Linked DNA regions of Homo sapiens: all the other regions are linked to region 2. A link is a contact called in ENCODE Hi-C or POLR2A ChIA-PET data. All regions are on one chromosome and are shown on one strand. The core of a region is the stretch at or near the end of the contact, and the rest is flanking DNA. Distances in the headings are between cores, read along the strand shown.

What was found. Hi-C counts contacts between places; a loop is a spot of excess contacts on that map. ChIA-PET counts read pairs that join two places held with the same protein, here RNA polymerase II (POLR2A). Pooled maps may share reads with other maps.
Region 1: a loop to region 2 is called in a map with no recorded cell type, with 9 times the contacts of the local background. The contact joins two enhancer-like sites. A Hi-C loop is called at or near these places in 4 of 37 single-sample maps with no recorded cell type and 10 of 50 pooled maps. POLR2A ChIA-PET finds 5 or more read pairs at or near these places in 1 of 52 experiments (activated T-cell).
Region 3: a loop to region 2 is called in a pooled map, with 6 times the contacts of the local background. The contact joins two enhancer-like sites. A Hi-C loop is called at or near these places in 5 of 37 single-sample maps with no recorded cell type and 8 of 50 pooled maps. POLR2A ChIA-PET finds 5 or more read pairs at or near these places in 2 of 52 experiments (OCI-LY7 and activated CD4-positive, alpha-beta T cell).
Region 4: a pooled map shows a loop between it and region 2 (3-fold over the local background). The contact joins two enhancer-like sites. A Hi-C loop is called at or near these places in 4 of 37 single-sample maps with no recorded cell type and 6 of 50 pooled maps. POLR2A ChIA-PET finds 5 or more read pairs at or near these places in 1 of 52 experiments (OCI-LY7).

What each region holds. Positions count from the first base shown.
Region 1 is chr4:36,549,739-36,553,213 of GRCh38, forward strand. All of the region lies in intron 3 of LINC02505 (long intergenic non-protein coding RNA 2505), which reads right to left. Among named protein-coding and RNA genes, the nearest start is that of LINC02505, 90 kb to the right of the region's middle. Within about 2 kb of position 2,038, at least 3 of the 41 ENCODE cell types and tissues checked have a DNase peak (open chromatin) inside an H3K27ac peak, as active enhancers do.
Region 2 is chr4:36,347,079-36,350,460 of GRCh38, forward strand. DTHD1 (death domain containing 1) reads left to right here. Exons shown (of 10, transcript NM_001170700.3): 10 at 1-433. Among named protein-coding and RNA genes, the nearest start is that of DTHD1, 67 kb to the left of the region's middle. RefSeq lists an enhancer at 1,481-1,630. Within about 2 kb of position 1,678, at least 5 of the 41 ENCODE cell types and tissues checked have a DNase peak (open chromatin) inside an H3K27ac peak, as active enhancers do.
Region 3 is chr4:36,207,390-36,210,595 of GRCh38, forward strand. It overlaps ARAP2 (ArfGAP with RhoGAP domain, ankyrin repeat and PH domain 2), which reads right to left. Exons shown (of 33, transcript NM_015230.4): 6 at 3,001-3,206. Among named protein-coding and RNA genes, the nearest start is that of ARAP2, 36 kb to the right of the region's middle. Within about 2 kb of position 1,687, at least 3 of the 41 ENCODE cell types and tissues checked have a DNase peak (open chromatin) inside an H3K27ac peak, as active enhancers do.
Region 4 is chr4:36,188,115-36,191,305 of GRCh38, forward strand. The region is part of intron 7 of ARAP2 (ArfGAP with RhoGAP domain, ankyrin repeat and PH domain 2); the gene reads right to left. Among named protein-coding and RNA genes, the nearest start is that of ARAP2, 55 kb to the right of the region's middle. RefSeq lists an enhancer at 2,055-2,104. Within about 2 kb of position 1,882, at least 2 of the 41 ENCODE cell types and tissues checked have a DNase peak (open chromatin) inside an H3K27ac peak, as active enhancers do.

The sequences.
Region 1 (3,475 bases), core at 788-3,287, 200 kb after region 2:
TAATCTTGAGATTTCTATTTCATTTTCATTTTATTTCTATAAGTCATACTTTCAGAGGCAAGGCTCCTTCAGTGTAATTGATATGCCTGTCTTACAAGAGCTTAACGTTAGGGGAATAACTTTCCCCTTCCTTTTCGAACATACCTAGTGATAACAATACTCAAAACTAATGTTCGAATACAGCTTTAAAACATATCTTAAGCAACAAAAATATTTGTTCATGCAACCAACAAAGATTATTTTCTCCACTATTCTAGTTGAATTTGTATCTATTTAATAGGAAACGCAGAACTATCATGTGACCAAAGACTGAGTTAGTTTCTCTCACATAGTTTCTTTCATTTTGGGTTACTTCCTCTATATTTCAAAAAAAAAGTACGAGGCTTGGGGTAGTTACAGGACACAAGTTTGTGTTGCTAGAAAATACGGGGCAAAACTGTGAGCCCCAAAATGCTGACTCCACATTTAATGCCATTTTTATTAAGCCCCATTAGTAATAAAAAATAATATTAATGATATTTATGAAGTACTCACTCTGAAATTGTAGATGTGCAGGACACTATAGGCTTTATTTCATTTAATCTTAACAACACTATGACATAAATATTAGAATTGTTCCCACTCTACAGATGAAGAGATTAAAATAAAGGATAAAATAATAAAAATGGCATTGCTTCCTGAGCTAGAATGTATTCAAGTGGCGAGTTCCAGAGTGCCCACAGCTAACCACTTAGCTGTACTGTTCCCAAACACTTCACTTGAAAAAGAAAGGAAGTACCATGTAGAACTTTCTCATATCATAAGTATTTTGCACCAAATTGTACATTACATTCCTCAAATAATTCACAGAATCACTCATCAAAGATAAGTTCTATCTTTCAGGAGCTTCATGTGCACATGTAAATTCAAATCTACCTTTGCATCCACACAATTATTTTTTTAAAAGTAAGAATGAATGCTAGTGTCTTAGTCCATCCAGGATGCTATAAAAAGCACTATGAACTAGGTGGCTTATAAACAACAGAAACTCATTTCCCAGAGTTCTGAAGCCTGGGAAGTTCAAAGTCAAAGTGCTAGTAGAGGTGATGTCTGGTGAGGACCGTATTCTAGGCTGCAGACTGACAACTTTTCATTGCATTCTCACATGGCAGAAAGATGGTGAGAGACCTCTCTGGGGTTCCTTTTATAAGAGCATGAATCTCACTCATGAGAGCTCCACCCTCATGACTTTATCATCTTTCAAAGGCCCCCACCTCCTAATACCATAATATTGGTGAATAAGTTTTAATATATGGATTTCAGAGAGTGGTGGAGAGAAACATTCAGATTGTAGCAGGTAGTAAAGACAATGGGAAAAAGATAGAAGACAGAGATAAATGAAGAACCAGCTCAGCCCCTCTTATTCCCAGACCAAACTGAGGGTCAGGCTGCTCTTTCCTGTGGCCCAATAACTGGATGCAGATGAACTGGGGAGGAAGAGAGTTTTTATTTCTGTAACCAGTTACAGGGAGAAGGCCTGAAAATTATTGCCAGGCCAACTCAAAATTACAAAGTTTCCCAGAGCTCATATAACCTTCTAAGCTGTATGTCTATGTGTAAGTGTGGATTCACCTAAAGACATATGGGATTAACTTCTTTTAATCTATAACTAAGGTCTGAGTCCTGAAGACCCTCCTCTGGAGCCTCAGTAAATTTACTTAATCTAAAGGGGCCCAGGTGCTGGGGTGATTATCTTGTCTCCTGCTAAATCACGGAGGTTTGGGGAGTTCTTTCAGGCTTACAACAAACTTGTTTTTGGAGGCCTGGGGAGTTTCTTCAGACCCACAATAAAACTTGTTTAATCCTAAATGGGTCCTGTTAAGAATTCCTTCTTTATTTTTTCATGCTTTAAGGCCAAGGAAAAGCTTAGGCAAAACTCTTGGTGGGCTCTTTGTTACATTCCAGCCTTTGTATAAGGGCACTGGCTTTTAGTATTTAACTTAACCACTTAGTCAGTACTGAAAGAGTTGTTATGCGTTAGTGAAACCTGGCCTGCCACGCTCTCTTCTCTTTCACAGTGAGTTGAACCAAGGTGATGATTTATAAAGGTATGTGGGAAGTCCCAACATGCTTATGAACATGCTGTTAAAAATGTTCATTTCTGGGAATTGAACCTCAAAGTCCTGATTAAACTTTTTAGCTTATTTCCTAAAGTCCAGTGTGCCGCAAGGCTTTGTAGAGGTTGTATTTGAACAAAGTCTAAGATGGGCTAGGGAGATAACCAGGATGAAAGAAAAATGAAGCTTTGCTCTCTTTCCTTTTTCTTAGTTGGGGACAGGTAATTTTGTAAGAAAAGACATGTTTGAAAGATGAATGAGTCATTTTGCGGGTGATATTGGCAAGAACATTTAGCTTCCTGTGACCACATAGCAATGTTCTTAAAACAGGTTTTGATGTTCAGAGATGAAAGTACCTAACATAGAAAGAGGCATGAATATTCTTGAAAAGAGCTCATATTAACACTAAGTATGTTATCAGGATTATTTTACAAATGATCAAGGCTGCAGTTCCCACTTCCCATATTTCAGTTCATTCCCTGCCAGCATTCTTTGAATTAATTGATACTATCATATTCTATCAATTCTAAGACACTTGAGTTTTCCACATATTACCATCTCGAAAATAGAAATGCATTTTGTAGTTGGCATCATGTGATTGTAAATTGGCAGTTGTTTTTTTTCCTTCCTTTTTCAGGGAAACAAAATAATGAAGTCTCATAATCAGTGCTATCTTCAGATTAATGACATTCTCTATTCAGGAGGTAAAAGGAGACAGTGCTGTTTTTTTGTGTTATTTCTATAAACACAATAACTTATATTGTATGATTCAGAGGGCACTAAACAACTGATTGTAATCTCTGATTATCACACATGACGCCTGACATTCCAAGACTAGTAACCGATTCTTTAAAAGTAAATATTGTTTATTCCTAAAGCTTTAACTCTGAATACTATCTCGTTTGGCAATACTTTGGACTAATCTCTAGGATCCAGAAATCCATGGTTATAATTCACAGTTTCATAAACCTAAAATTGTGTGTGTTAACACTTTTGTGTGTGTATGTGTATATAGCAGATACTTTTAATTCCCTGCCCATATCCTCTTGGCATTAATTTTCACACACACCTGATTGTTTACATGAAAAACTGCAAATTTTTTGAGGGTTTTTTAATATTATGTGTGCACATTTTACTTGCACCTAAAGCAAGCCACAAGTGCTTGGGAGATAATGATCATAGAAGCAGCCTTTGAAAATTATGGAAGGGGCATTGGTAGATAAATATTTCCATTTCTGTGCTCTTGGTTGGGATACCTCTGAGGAATATCGTATACTATCTCCAGATTTCCTCAGTAGGATTGAGTTCTGATTGTCCACAATGATAGCTGGCTTTATCATGAAATTTTATTGGCTTATTTTCTTTACCTCTCTTATTTC
Region 2 (3,382 bases), core at 428-2,927:
GTATTTTATTTCCCAGAATGGGAGTCATATATTATATATACAGTTTTTAAAATTACTGTCTTATTAAATTATGAGTTTTTAATGTCTTCGAATGTTTTAATGACTGTATAATATCCTATTTCATAACCATAGCACAATTAATTTTAGTATAATCAATTTCTGAAATTGGTTAAAATGAAATTTTGCAGTATATATTCTTTTATGTTTGACTTTTTATTCAACTTTATGTTGCTGAAATTCATCCATTTTGCTGTGTGTGGCAATGGTTCATTCTCATTAATGTATAATATTCTATTATATGCATATATTAAAATTTTCATATCAATTAGACTGTAGTCCCAATATATACCTAAGAGCAAAGTGATAGTTTACCATAGTTCATTTAACCGTGTTCTATATTCAGGACCATTTAGCAATTAAACTTTGAACATCATTATTCATGTGTTTATTTCATATCATGGAAGCGCAAGAATGCACTACCATTTAGAATCTATACATTTTTAATAACACCAATTTCACTATTGAAAAAACCATTACAGTCACCATTTTGCTAATTATTAAGCATCAAATTTTATAAATAAAATCTTGTAACATTTATTATTTGAATTACCAAAACCTATGTCCATAGTCATCTTGATTAGATACTTACAGCATCTGGAGTGTAAATTCTTGATTACAGCAATTGACTATCACTAAAATGTAGCTTAAATGAACACATACATATTTCCTTGTATATTCTGAAGTATTTTATTATTATTAATTAATTAATTAATTAATTAATTTTTTTCACACAGGGTTTCACTCTGTTGCCCAGACTGGAGCTCAGTGGCATGATGTCACGGCTCACTGTAGCTTTGGCCTCCCAGGCTCAAGTGATCCTCCCACTTCAGCCTTCTAAATAGCTGGGAATACAGGTGCAGGCCTTTACACCTGGCTAATTTTTGTATTTTTTATAGAGATGGAGTTTCACCATGTTGCCCAGGCTAGTCTCGAACTCGTCGGCTCAAGCAATCCACCTTCCTTGGCCTCTCAGAGTTCTGGGATTACAGGCATTACCATGCCTCACCCTTCTGAAGTATTTTAGACTAAAATAGAAATACCTTAACAAATGAGGTAGGTAGGCTTTGAGCACATTATAATCTAATTTTCAAAATAGCTAAATCTTTTGGATAAAGTTTTGTTTTTCTAATCCAGTGTTTCTTAATGAGATGTTATTGGCATTGTGAAAGAAATCCGTTTTCAAAAAATTAACATGCACTGGCTCATAAATTGCAGACCATTCAGCATCCCTGACCTTGTCCACCAAATGAACAAAATGCCTCTCCATCCTAGTGAATGTGACAAGCCAAATATCTTACACATTGTTCTGGTTATGAGGGTTAGGGGTGAAAGAGTGGGTGTTGAGGACCATGTTTTAATCAGCTTTTGGTTGAAGTAGGGCATGAAAGAAAGGGGAAGAACATCTAACGGAAATTTAGAACATTATAAGCAAACCAGGGCTTTGCCTAAACTGTTCAACTGCTACCAGTATTTGCAAGAAATGTCAACTGCTGTCTGATGGCTTTTTCAGAAATGTTCTCAATGAGAAGTCCAAAACTGTGCTATAGAATAAGAAGTTTATCTAAGGTACAAAGTCAGCCTTTCTGAAGTCAGAAGAACAGGGAAATATTGAGTAAGGTCAAAATTGTGGCTGACACAGGCCAGGGGATTCCCTCTTAGCTTAACTAAGCATGACTTCTGTGATCTAACCTCACCAGAATGCCCCGTACTGCCTACACATTTTGACAGATGTCACAACGAGTCCTCAATTCCCTCCGCCTCTCCCAGGACTCCTCTGCTAGCATTCTCTCCCCACTACCTCTCGACATTGATTACCTAACATAGTAAATAATTTACTTACTAGTTATCATTTTTATTTACTTTCTGCAAATAAACACCTGATTTAATTTCCAGGGTGCTTGTCTCTTTTTTTAATTGATATATTCCTATTACTTAGAACTCTGTCTGGCACTCAGTGAATGTTTCTGTTTTGTTTTCCTTACTTTACAAGCGAGAAAACTCTTTCTGAGTTACAGCAGTAGAACCTGGATTAGAAGCCAGATGATTATATTTTCAAAGTCCTTTTTCTTTTACTTCCACCTTTCTACCCCTTTCCCTACACCCAACTCCCCACCATTTCTCTCTCTTCCATAATGTCTGATAATATTTTTTCAGTCTCTGAATACCCCGGACTGGATTAATTGTCTGTGGAACTCTATTTTAAATCCAGCTATAACATTTCTATACACTGTTGTAATTGCCTATTTATTTGTGCTTTTCTCCAACCAGTTTGTAAGTTTCTTGAGAGCTGAGGATTGAGTAGTGTTCATCAGTGAATTTTCAGTTCCCTGCACAGAACCCAGCACATAGTAGGCACTCAATACATCTTCACTGAATTAATTCATGAATAACATCTACACACTGACATGTTATTGGGATCCTCTTTTTGTGCCCTATATTTCTTATTGGAAGCAACTTTGTGGGGATAGTTGCCATGTCTGAGAAGGTAAAAAAATTAGCTCAGACTGTAAAAATCTGGCCCACCATTCATCAAGCTGGAATAACAGACACTGATGAAGCCACCTGCAAAGTTAACAGGAATCAGTGTTTCCTCCAAGCACATATTGCAGCTATAATATGTCCCCTTCTTTGAGTGACTGCTGCTTTCTTATACACTGAGACATTTTTGTTCTCCCAAATCATGGATTATCAGAAACCTTACTGCCTGAAATCATATCTGTGAGAAAGACGTATTCTTTTCTTGCCGGGAAGATCTAAGTCATTTTGACACAGAAAAGCATTCTTGATTTCTACCCAGTTGCAGAGCTTCAGATAAAGGGTTTCTGGATACAACACTGCATATCTATCTCAACATTCCTGTTTGCCAAGGAAGGAAAACTCTGGGTCCACTTTGCATTGCAGACCTGATGTTGACCCCTTTATACACAGCTCTGCTTTGCTTTCAGCCTATCAAAACACTAGCGTCCACCCTCCTCCTGTGTACTCAAATAACTCCATCTTTGCTTTTGTTTACCGAGGCACTCACAGTTCCTCTGTGTGCAAGCCCTTCATGGCAATGAATTAAGAAATCTAACTTTGTGGAATTTCAGGTGTGTCCCTGGTTGTCTTAGCCTGATGGGGACACTCCTGTGACCTTTCTGTTTTCCAGCCCAGTGTTTCTCAAATCAGCAGCGTATTAGAATTTGTAGGAGATTCCTGGAGCCTTTCTGAGAAATTCTGATTGAATTAGTCAGAGGCGTGTTCTGGGAATCAGAATTACAAAGTTCCCCAGTTGATTCTAATTTGTAGGCAAGGTGATATATGCCAAACTGACCCAGGATAC
Region 3 (3,206 bases), core at 437-2,936, 140 kb before region 2:
GTTTTTAAACCACTAGTTTTAGGGATGTTATATTTAGGTCAATCAAATATTTAAACAACTTTTCATATTTTAAACTGGAAATGTTTCAGTATTTCTTTTGTTGTATGGTGTTATGCAATTATATTCTTAACCAAATATTGGGCAATGCTCACATATTAGGCATTGATTCAGAATTGGCATTTCCATTTCAAAAGTAAATAGACAACCATGCGAAATAAGCTCAGATTGTGAATGTGATTATTTTGCTTAATGTCATTCATTAAACAAAAGACAGTTTCAAACACTATTTGAAAAAGTATAAACTAGAATGTGTCTGTTAGTTTTTAAATTGTATTTTGACAATTGTATTTTGATAATTTATGTGCATGTCTTTAAGGGGGAAACAATTGTTAAAAAAAAAACCCAAGAGTTCACTACCCTGTTAATGTTTATCAGTATTATCAATGGTTCCTGGAAATTTTCACCCACAAATATGTTGTTGAGTTCAGCAGCTTGTATTACAATGTTCTTATAAATTGCTGTTTTAGAAAAATTAAAAGAAAAATATGCCTAATGCTAGGTTTTTCACAGATTCGTTCCACAGCAAATACTAAGCATCTACCACGTGCTAGACAATGTTCTGCTAAGGCTATCACAGCACAAGAAAAGCAATGCTGATGCCTGTCCCCACGGAGCTTGTATGAAATAAATAAATCATCTGGCCTGTAAGCCCTGTAGAAGAAAGTAATTAAGGGAGTGATGGGGTGGCAGGGGAGAGCAACAGTCGTAGTAGTAAATTTGGTGGCCAGGGCTTAAATGCAAAGGAGACATTTTAGCATGAATTTGAGAGAGGTTCAAGCCATGTTACTCTTGGGGAAAGAGCATTTCAGGCAGAAAGAACTACAAATGCAGAGGCCCCTAAGGAGGACCTCTGCTTTTTATTACTTCTGTATTTTATTCGACCACAGCCTCATTCATCGGCTTACGTATTGGCTACGTCTGCTTTTATGCTATAACTGCAGAGTTAAATACTTGCAACAGAGACCATTTGACTATAAAGCTTAAAATATTTACTACTTGACCCTTTACAGAAAAAGTTTGTTGACACCTGCTATATGGAGTTTGGAATCCCATCTCAATCAGCGCTATCTGCATCAAAGAGACACGCAGCCATGAGTTAAACGAAACTCAGCAACCACTGCATAAGGAAGGGGTAGGCATCACTTTGTCTACTTTAATGAACATCTTAAACCCTCACAATAGCCTACAGAGCCTAATTAGGAAAGGAAAAATTCTCGATTCTACTTCTGATTTAATGAATGCATGCCTTTTGGCCAGCTACACATATTTCTTTCAAGTCATAGCAATATAATCACGTAGAAGTGTTTTAAAATTTCTTGGTGATATACCAAGCCCCTTGGTTTATTTTCTTATATCCACTCATCTCGGTATTTTGGTTGGGGGTGGGGTGGGGGGAGCTTTAGGACAGAAAATGCAATTATTTCCCCTAAAATGGAAAAATATAAATCCAGAAAACTTACAGCATCTAACCTTAGGCAGGTTCAGAATAGAAAGAATGGAAAGTCAAAGTTCTGAAAAAGAGAGACAGAATATATTGTAACTGTCCCAGAGGTGGCCAACAATAGTGAAACTTTCTGAATGTGCCTGGAGCATAAACAGACCAACCCTGTAAAGAGCAAGATCTCACCTGGGACGCACAGGAAACCACAGCCGCTGGGGGCTTTGTACTCAAAGTCTGTTTTTTCTTCCAGTGATACTTTAAGAGAGCACTTGGACCTCCCTAAATACTTGGATTTTATAAAAATGAAAGATTCAAGAATATTCAAGTTCACTGATTCATTCCACTAGTGTTTAGACCTGAGCACTGATCCACATGTTCGACATCTGAATATGCACTTACCAATAATACTTAGGACTAAAAAGAACAAGCAGAGGGTTTTGTCATCATAATGTAACCAGAAAGAAGTGACACACATAGCTGATAGTAAGAAGTAATCTGCTTTGGTTTATTCAAAATCAAATTTCCTAAAAGAATGAAAATATATAAGGTATTAACATATAATTGCTAACCATACAATTTCGGGGTGTTTTGCTATCTTTTGAAATGTTAATTCCTGCTTCTACTAGTCATCTGATGCTGCTTCTGGTAGTTTTTTTTTCCAATTAAAATTATTTTAGATCAAACCAATCCTTTCTAGAAATGACACACATTTCAAGAGAATAGGAGTGAAAACCAGCACACTGTAGGGACTCACCACATTAGCTACTGATACATGAAAGCTTTAATCTCAAAAGAATTTAATAATCCATGAAAAACATTTCAAGTAAATATTTCAAAAAGACATCTAAAAATTAGGATGCCAGTAAACAATTCTAATTAAATATAATCCTTCCCTAAAGATTTCTCAGTACTGTAAAATGCTTAAGGGACAAAAGTTTCTTTGTAAACATTTGTTGATAAATCCAAAGAAAAGTATAATATTCACGGGACTCTGACCTTCTGTGTAACATACAAAAATCAAAATAAGATATCAATAATAGTGAAGACCTAAACCTAACAAAGATGTACTTTTCCCTAACAACAATAAGCCTTGTATTCTCAAACAGAACACTGTTATGATATGAGCAAAAGCCAAACAGTGTGGGCTGAGTAATACTAACTCAGTCTGTCTTGTTTTTCTTTGTTACATACTGGGACACAGATTAGCACATTTTGATGCGAACTTAGAAGGTAACATTAAGAAATTAGATGTGAGGTCATAACTTTCTATTTTAATTTGCGACTCTGGACCTTAATGCAGCATTGCATTGCACATCTCTCTCCTTATGTCTAAAGAATAGCACTGGCAAAAGTGTGCTGAAAGTCCCTAAAAATGGCATCTCTGTGTATGTGTGTGTGTGGCGGTGGAGTGGGGGAACAGCAACCCTGGAGGTTTAGAAATGAATAAACTTGAAATTTTAAAAATATGCCACTTATGAAATAAATGCATACGTACATACCCTTGAGGAGAGAGTTTATCCAGCCATCCTGATTTAACCTTCTTTGCAGATGCTCCATAAAAGCAGGCATAGGGAGATATTGCCTGTGAAGAAACGGCTGATGAATCAGCATTTCCACTTGTTGAGCTTAACGGATAACTGTGCCTATTAACGGAGTCCAAAATCAAGGCTTTTTGAGTCCTAGATTTAGATGCCTTTGAATTTTT
Region 4 (3,191 bases), core at 632-3,131, 160 kb before region 2:
AAAAAGACAGATTTTTCTGTTTCCAAACAGCATATAAATATTACAAATTTTGTTTAAAAAAGGTCATTCTTAAGACTTCGATAACTTTTTAATCCATCTTCATTTTCCTGGACCCTCTCAAATCATGTCATGATAACTACTGCACAATTTCAACTCTTTATGTTTTCTGGGCCCCGTGTTGGAAAGAAAATTCAGAGTGCTTATACTTTCAAGGAGCCTCAAAATGAAAACCCAGCTACTGCAATGAGAGAAGAGTTTAAAACTGGGTAAAAACTAAGGGATTTAAGAGTACAAAGACGGAAAATCTCAATTCTGCTTAAAGGCTGTGAGGTATACCTTTACAAACATGGTGGTATTTAAATCCGACTTTTAAAAAACCTTAATTTTAACCAGATAGACAAGTGCGTGGGGGGCATTCTAGTCAAAAAGACTAAATAATGGAAGTGTAAGGCAGAGAAATAAGAGGACAACAACATAGAGTCAAAAGATAGGAGGCTGATAACGCATACCAAGGACACATTATAGAAGGTCTGCAATATTAAAAGAGTTTGGATACATCCTTAAGGGATTTCTTTATCTCTTCCCTTCCACAGCGTTATCCTTGGAACCCACACTTTTGAGCAGGTCCCAGATATAACTGATTTGGAAAAAACAGCAAACCATTCCATGCAGGGAGCAAGTACTGAGTTTATATTTCTCCTAGCCATAAATTCCTGCCTTAGCAATTGGTAAGGGACAGTCATCATTAGCATCATGGCATTCTACCAGAAGGATATCCTCTTCTGCTATTTAAGGAGATACACTATATCATCATGGCATTATCTCTGAGTATTTTTTAAGTTTCTTCTCCTTCACTAGCTCTGTTCCAATCTCCCATCCCTGACTTTATTTATCCATCAAAATCCTATCCATTCTTTAATGTAATCTTAAATACCAATGCAATGAAGGCTCTCCTATGTCCTCCCATGCAGCCAAAACTGAGTATGGCAAATGAGCTGTGATTCAGGAAGATGAATGGGCAACCTTATACAGAAAAGAGAGAAGGATGTCAAGAAATAAGCACTTAGTAAACAACTTATTTCTTCTCCTTTTTACTTTATCTTCTCTCCCTATAAAAATCCTTTTCCACTATTTTTTTTTAATTTTCTAAATTAACACATAATAACTGTTCGTATTTATGGGATACATAGTGATGTCATGATACATAGTGATGTCGTGATACATATAAAGTATAATGACCAGAAGAGGTAACAAGCATGTCCATCATCTCAATTATTCATCATCTCTCTGTGTTGGAAACATTCAATATCCTCCTTCTGGCTATTTGAAACTATATTAAATTAGTGTTAACTACAGTCATCCTACAGTGCTATAGAACACTAGGACTTATTCCGCCTCTCTAGCTATAAGTTCCTGCCCTTTAACAAATCTCTCCCTATGTCCTCCTTCTCCCTACCCTTCACAGCCTCTACTATCCTCTGTACTACTTTTTACTTTGGTAAGATTCACTTTGAAAAAAGCTTCCTCATCAGTGAGAATATGGGCTGTTTAACTTTCTGTTCCTGCCGTATTTCACTTAATATAATGTCCTCCAGCTCTACCAACTTTATGCAGAGTAATCTAAAATTTCTCTCTTCCTTTCTTATCTATTCATTTCACTCAATTTCACTGCCATATTTCAAGTCATCAGTAGTCTATGTAACTGTCTTGTAAGCACCATAAACTGTAAAACTGAATTTATTTTCACCTGAAGACTTACACTCTCCTTATATCTGTCCATTAAAATATCAACTCTTCCAGTCCATCTGAAATAGAATGAAGTCATCTTTGACCTTTGCTGGTTCCTTTGCACCCACATAGCTTGCATTCTCCCCACATCTAGAATAAACTTCCTCCCCACCACTCACCAACTGTGAATTACTGTCACATTGGTTTTCTTGAGGTTTCCTGAATATATCACATTTCTACCCAAGCCAGTGCCTTTGCATACACTGTTTGCTCTGCAACGAATTGTCTTCACGCCCATCTGCACATACTTACTGCCTCCTCAACCTTCATATTTCAGCATAAATATATCCTCCTGAAGAAAGCCTTTCTGACCAGCACATTCTCTCAAACCCCTCATCCTCACAGATAACCCTAATTTAAGCTAACAGCAACCTGGATTTTTCCTTTATAACAATTATTCATTGTGATTTAAACGGTGACTTTATATTTACCTGTGTGATCATTTAATTAATATATTCTCCCCAAATAGGCTTCAGGTCATTTATCTACATTCCTCACCACCTTTCATGTAGTTAATACTATAGAAATATTTTCTGAATGAATGAATCCTATGTCTAATCAATCACAATTATAACAATCTCTGATGGCTCATTTTTAATATTTCTTGAAATTCATTTCTTATCACTTCCACTGAGGCTCCACTGAGCCTATACATTAGTCTACATGATAATAACGCCTGGCTTAGTGTAACAGTCTCCTGGTTTGCCTCCCTACTTTCAGTTTGTTTTTCTTCTGAATTTTCCTGCATATTATTTTTCAAATGTCACACAGTTGGAGAAAATCAAGAAAAGGCTCATGGAGGTGAATAACAAGATGGGTCTGATGTTTGCACAGAATGTTGATGGATGGCAATGGCTAGGGAGGCTCAGATGGAAGAACAAAAACACAAGGGGAACATGTAGGAAAAGACATGCTCCAGTTTCCCATAGTGTATACTCAGTCACTGTTTAAAAAGATCATTAGGCAGAGACACATGACATGATTGGCTTAACAAAGGAAACCCTATAAATCCAAGTAGGTTAAAATGGCAATACAAGGCCAAAACTAGACCAATAAGTGCTCTAGAAATTCAGAAGAGGAAGATAAACTCTTTCCATTGTCAGGCAACCTAAGGATGTGGGAAAGGGCACAGCATCTTTGGGGACAGTGTAAGAGCCCCTCTGCTCTAAGTCTGTAGAGACTGAGACCAGACAGCAGGAATTAGAATGCCTAAAAACATTTACAGTTTATCCCCTACGTGATCTGTTTCCAAATTTTAGCTTGCATAAGAATTAGAGGAACTTATAACAACATCCCTCTAGTGAGATAATTAACTATTTGTTGAGGAAAATGTTACCATTAACCCATTTTGTCACTAGAAATAAGTCAAGTAGCACTGTACTGAAAGAAACAGGGACTAAAAA